2 separate regions of the Mus musculus genome follow, and region 2 is linked to region 1. The links are chromatin contacts, found by Hi-C or POLR2A ChIA-PET in ENCODE. All regions are on one chromosome and are shown on one strand. Each heading gives the region's core, a stretch centred on a gene start or an enhancer-like site at or near the end of the contact. The rest is flanking DNA. Distances are from core to core; before and after follow the strand shown. Region 1 overlaps Bcl2l14 (BCL2-like 14 (apoptosis facilitator)). Region 2 overlaps Lrp6 (low density lipoprotein receptor-related protein 6).

Region 1 (2,638 bases), core at 43-2,542:
AATTTCCCCTTAAGTTTAATAGAAAACATTCAAGTAATGCTTATAGGTAAACAAGGCTTCATACACACGACCACATCTGTCACCTCAGCACTCAGGAGTCCAGGGCTGCAAGGTCGTGAGTGTCAGACCAGCACAGACTACAGATAGCTCAGAAAAGTGTGTAACATACAACTCATCTTTCCTGAATTTGTAAGCCAGGAAGGGATGTACTGTGTGTTTCCACTCAAGGAAGGAAGATTTACACGGCATAGACTCAAGTTATAGCCACCCAGAAACAATGCAGCTTTGTATCCGCTTGGGGAAGGCGGGGTAGAGCAGGCAGGTACTTGGCTGACTTGTTGGGTAGTCACTGGTGTTCCACCAATCAGCTCACTGTAGGAACTTGAAGTGGTTCTGTGTTTGGTCCCAAGTGGAGTAGCTGAGTGTAATCATACTGTATTTGGAGAAGAGCATTCATTCACAGTAATTAATGATGGGGGTGGGTCAAGAGGTAGGGGTTAGTCTTGGCTACATAGCGAGGTCCTATCTCAAATAAGTAGTAAATAAACCCATACATACATACATATATGTATATTTGTATATATATATATATATATACACACATATCCAAATAATCTAGAATAATCTAGAAAGAAAGCCATCTCTGCCTTTCTCTTTTCTTTCTACTTGAATGGAGATATGATATCTAGAATCTCCACAGCCCTGTAGAATATGTTCTTCAGAACATCCAACATATAATTAGATATGCATAAAACTATGTATTATGGGAGCTGGAGAGATGGCTCAGCACTGGCTGCTCTTCCAGAAGTCCTGAGTTCAATTCCCAGCAACCACATAGTGGCTCACAACCATCTGTAATGGGATCCAATGCCCTCTTCTGGTGTGTCTGAAGACAGTGACAGTGTACTCATACATAAATAAATCTTAAAACAAAAACCTCTCTGTATTATGGTTATATACATTGTAATATATGGTTATTAAGCCTAAGATACAATTTAGCCAATAAACCCACTCTCTCAAATTTAGTTTTTATTCTTAATCTCATCTGAAATTTATTTTTCTTCTTTCTAAAAGGGGAGGAGATGATGTGAGTGATTTCTTTTGAAAAGTTAGGAGGGAAAGCCAAACAATACTTTTGTCATTTCCTCTAGGAAATGCGGAAGGAAGGCTGTGGAAACTTCCTGTCTCTGTGCAGGCCACAGTGACCCCTAAAGCCAGGTCATTGGGGCCTCCAGCTCTGATCCACAGTTGCTGACGCATGCGTGGGAAGACAGGGCAGGAGAGGAGGGCGGAACCCCTCTTGCTGTGGCCTCAGCCACCCGTGCATTTAGAAGCAGATGAACAAATCTGAGAAGATGGCTTCGTGTGGTTCAGGCAGTGTGTCCGCCACAAAGTCTCACTGCCTCTTGAGTGATGGGTTCTGCGTATTCTTAGGAGCCTGCATCCTCGCAGTCTAACTGAAGAAGTTCCCTTGGTCACAGGCTGGTTTGGAGCCATCCATGTCCATGCAGGGCTGATTCCAACTTAGAATGATCACAGCCCTTTAAAACTGAGCCGTTACTGCCATCTGCTGACTAACTATGGACAAGTTTCCTAGGCCCAACAAACCTGGCAGGAAGGGGCTCTGCTGAGGTGGGAGTGGGTGGGATGGCGGGAGAAGCGTCTGCTGAGGTAAAGGGCACTTCAGTGGTGGTAAAGTGGGTGGAGGTAAAGCCCTCAGTGATAGTACAATTTCTTTTTTCCTAACAAGGGAAGACTTTATCAGTTTTTTTAAAAAAAGAATAGTTTACATTTTTTGAAAAACTTCCCTTTTTAAAAGATTGTCTGCACGCATACCAGAAGATGGCATCGGATCCCATGGGACTATAGTTACACACTTTGTGAGCTAGCACATGGGTGCTGGGATTTGAACTCAGGACCTCTGGAAGAGCAGCAGTGCTCTTAACTGCTGAGCCATCTCTCCAGCCCGGTGGCTTATGTTCTGAAAAGTATTTTGTTTCTTTTCAGTTTTCCAAGACAATCTTACAGTATAACCCTAAGCTGGCCTCCAACTTGTTAAGTACCCCAGGCTAGCCTAGAACTGGCCATGCTTTTCTTTCTGAATGCTGAGGACGGCAGGTATGAGCCAGTGTGTTCAACTGAAAACCTATCTGCTTCTATCTCTTTGCCTGAGTGTCTTTCTTTCCTTCTTTCCTTCCTACCTTCCTTCCTTTATTCTTTCCCTCCCTCCCTCCCTCCCTTCTTCCTTCCCTCTTCATCCCTGTTACTCCTCTCATGCCTCTTCCCACTGCCCCCTCTCTTTTCTCTTCTCTCCCTTCTCCTTCCTTCCCTTTCTCTTTCTCCCTCTTTCCATTGTTTGTTTATTTGTTGTTTAAGACAGGGTCTCATGTAGCCCAGGTTGGCATTCATCTCACTATATAGCCAAGGCTGGCCATGAACCCTTGAAAGTCCTGCCTCCATCATCTGGCTCTTCTCTTTGGTCTTTCCATCAACCGGAAGAAGTAGGAGAGGGTGTGACTCTCCAGTATATGGGTGTAAACACAGTACCCAGGCTCCCCAGAGGTGAACTGGCCCAGGAAGAGGCAAAGCCTCTGCCCTGGCTAAGGTGCCTTCTCTCTCAAAGCAAGCTTCTTTACCA
Region 2 (2,638 bases), core at 65-2,564, 45 kb before region 1:
GGAATTAAGCTTACATCCTCTACAAGAGCAGCAGGCACTCTTAACCACTAAGCTGTTTTTTTCCAGCCCCTATTTTTGTTTTGTTTTGTTTTGTTTGGGGTGGGGGTTCTTGGTTTTAGACAGCTTCACCCTATCTAAGTCTTGCGTTTGCAGTGACTCTTCTGCCTTAGTCTCCAGAGTACTAGGATTAGAGGCACTACAGCTGACCTTAATGCTTGCTTTCAAGATTATACATGATAAGTGTTAAAGTGTCTATAGGGACTTGAACCCAGGGCCTCATGCAGGCTAGGCAAGTCTTCTCTCACTGAGCTACGTTCCAATCTATTATTAGTTGTTTTTTTGTTTATCACTTTTTCCTTCTTCTCCCTGCAAAGCAAATAAAATCTATAACCTTTTATGTTATTATTAAATGATTAATTAAAAATAAGATCTTTGGTATTTTTGTAAGACAAAAAAACAGGCTAGATGATTGAAAACCAATGGCCAGGGGGTTGGAGAGATGGCTCAGCAGTTAAGAGCACTGACTGCTCTTCCAGATGTCCTGAGTTCAAATCCCAGCAACCACATGGTGCCTCAAAGCCATCTTTAATGGGATTCATGCCATCTTCTGGTGTGTCTGAAGACTGTAATACTATACTCAAATATATAAAATAAATAAATCTTAGAGGTAAAAAAAAAAAATCAATGGCCAGAGAGATCTAGGTACAAAATTGTAACTTATTCCTCTAATTCACCTTTTTAATAACTAAAAATGAGACATACAGATAAATCTTTTATAGAGTCCATCCCTTTTCTGTAACTCTAAGAGTGATTGAGCCTTTTCCCTGCTAACATCCCAGGCATCTATTCAGATGTAACTGAGCATTGAATTGTTCATCAGATGCAAAGCTCTATTAAATGAGAGAAGACATATCAGTCACTTACAATGGAGCCAAAGGTCTAGTAATAACTATGTAACTGAAAATAGTTAGGTAAAGGCCAACTGGAAAGGAGTAGAGTGACTAAAGAGACACAGAGTGAGCGTGGGAATCAGACTGGGAGAATCTCATCTGCCTGGGCGCGGAGGAGGTCAAGGGAAGCCACACAGAGGCTGGGGAATGGTCCCGGAGGTGTGGGTGGGATTTAGAGGTAAACCAACAGAACCGCTCTGGGCAGCACAGCACCATCAGCACCATCAGAGAAAGCAGGAAGAAGAAGCAGGCGGAGGGACAGGGCGGGGAACAGTTACAACAGCTTGATAAGCCGAGTGCTGAGTGTTCTCCCTTTGAAGGACGGTTCTGGACGCGTGCCAAAGCCTTCTTCCCTTAGCTTTACCAAGCCCTTCCAGTTGGAGATACAGTAACCGCCTCGCCAAACCTCGCGGCTGATGAAGCCCCAGTCCCTCACTGTGTTTTAGATTTGCTCTTTTCTTTTTAAAGCTCCCACCACCTTCCTGCTCTTCAGTCAGAAGAGCGCCATCAACCGCATGGTGATTGATGAACAACAGAGCCCTGACATCATCCTTCCTATCCACAGCCTTCGGAACGTCCGGGCCATTGACTATGACCCTTTGGACAAGCAGCTCTACTGGATTGACTCTCGACAAAACTCCATACGAAAGGCACATGAAGATGGTGGCCAGGTAACTCGGGCTTAATCCAGAGTTCATTGCTGACTAGAATTGCTTCAACCGTCCCCACTGCTTCATTTGTGTACAGGGGAGATGGAAGTGCAGAGATCATACTTTTTATTTTTAACTTCTCAAGTTAACTGTACCCTAGAGACATGATGATGGTGGCGCTGGGTTGGACATTTTATCAGGGAAAAGAGGTCGTTAGTGACTTTGACCACTGGTTACATCTACTCTTGCTATCTTTCCATTATCCTGGTCTGTGCAGAAGTACAGGTCTTGAAATCAAGTAGGTCTTAGTTCCGATCCCAGCTCTGTCACTCATTAGAAATCTCAGTTAACTTTTTTGATTGAACATAATGCAAGGCATAAAGCCTCTACCTGTTAATGATAGGGGTTGTACAGATATAATTATATCACTAATTACCTTTTACTTAAAAGACTCATTGAGTAAAAAACATAATCTTAGCAAAAAATAAAAACTCCAACAGTTTGATCCAGTATTTCTTGGTAACTATTTGGGGACTGCAGAATGAGAATAATGATATTATCAGTCTCATGATGATATCATCAGTACATGCCTATGTACGAGGCATGGATTTCAGTACTATTTACACTTCCTTCGTCTCTGGGCTCAGCCAGTGTAAGCTTCAAATGACAGCAGCCGTTGGCTGTCTTCTTTACAGCAAGCACTTTACATTTTGAGTGTGTTAAAATATAGGGAAATGAGATTACTCAAGTACCTTACGGTGAAGAACAAGGAGGATGTCATGTATAGGGTGCTGAGGATCATTTAGCAGTGTTAGCAGCGTGCTCATACCTTGTACTCCATCTGTACCTTATTCTCATAGGCCAGTGCTAGTGGCCAGTAACTGGTAGATAGAAATTACACAGCCAAAGACACGGCAAATAAATTAGATATCTTTTTGAAAGATCTTTTTGAAGTTGTATTAACTCAGAATCCTAGTAAATGAAATAAAATTTATTTGGACCGACTATATAGAAAAATGTGCTTTTGGTTGACTTTGT

What was found. A loop is a pair of places that touch in the nucleus more often than their neighbours do. ChIA-PET counts read pairs that join two places held with the same protein, here RNA polymerase II (POLR2A).
Region 2: a map of heart shows a loop between it and region 1 (2.1-fold over the local background). The contact joins two enhancer-like sites. A Hi-C loop is called at or near these places in 3 of 37 maps with a recorded cell type or tissue (gastrocnemius, heart and regulatory T cell). POLR2A ChIA-PET finds 5 or more read pairs at or near these places in 1 of 5 experiments (embryonic stem cell).

What each region holds. Positions count from the first base shown.
Region 1 is chr6:134,424,250-134,426,887 of GRCm38, reverse strand. All of the region lies in intron 3 of Bcl2l14 (BCL2-like 14 (apoptosis facilitator)), which reads right to left. Among named protein-coding and RNA genes, the nearest start is that of 4933406J09Rik, 22 kb to the right of the region's middle. Within about 2 kb of position 1,292, at least 1 of the 3 ENCODE cell types and tissues checked has a DNase peak (open chromatin) inside an H3K27ac peak, as active enhancers do; it is heart, where a contact is called at or near this core.
Region 2 is chr6:134,469,672-134,472,309 of GRCm38, reverse strand. Lrp6 (low density lipoprotein receptor-related protein 6) reads left to right here. Exons shown (of 23, transcript NM_008514.4): 13 at 1,419-1,621. Among named protein-coding and RNA genes, the nearest start is that of Gm52921, 20 kb to the right of the region's middle. Within about 2 kb of position 1,314, at least 1 of the 3 ENCODE cell types and tissues checked has a DNase peak (open chromatin) inside an H3K27ac peak, as active enhancers do; it is heart, where a contact is called at or near this core.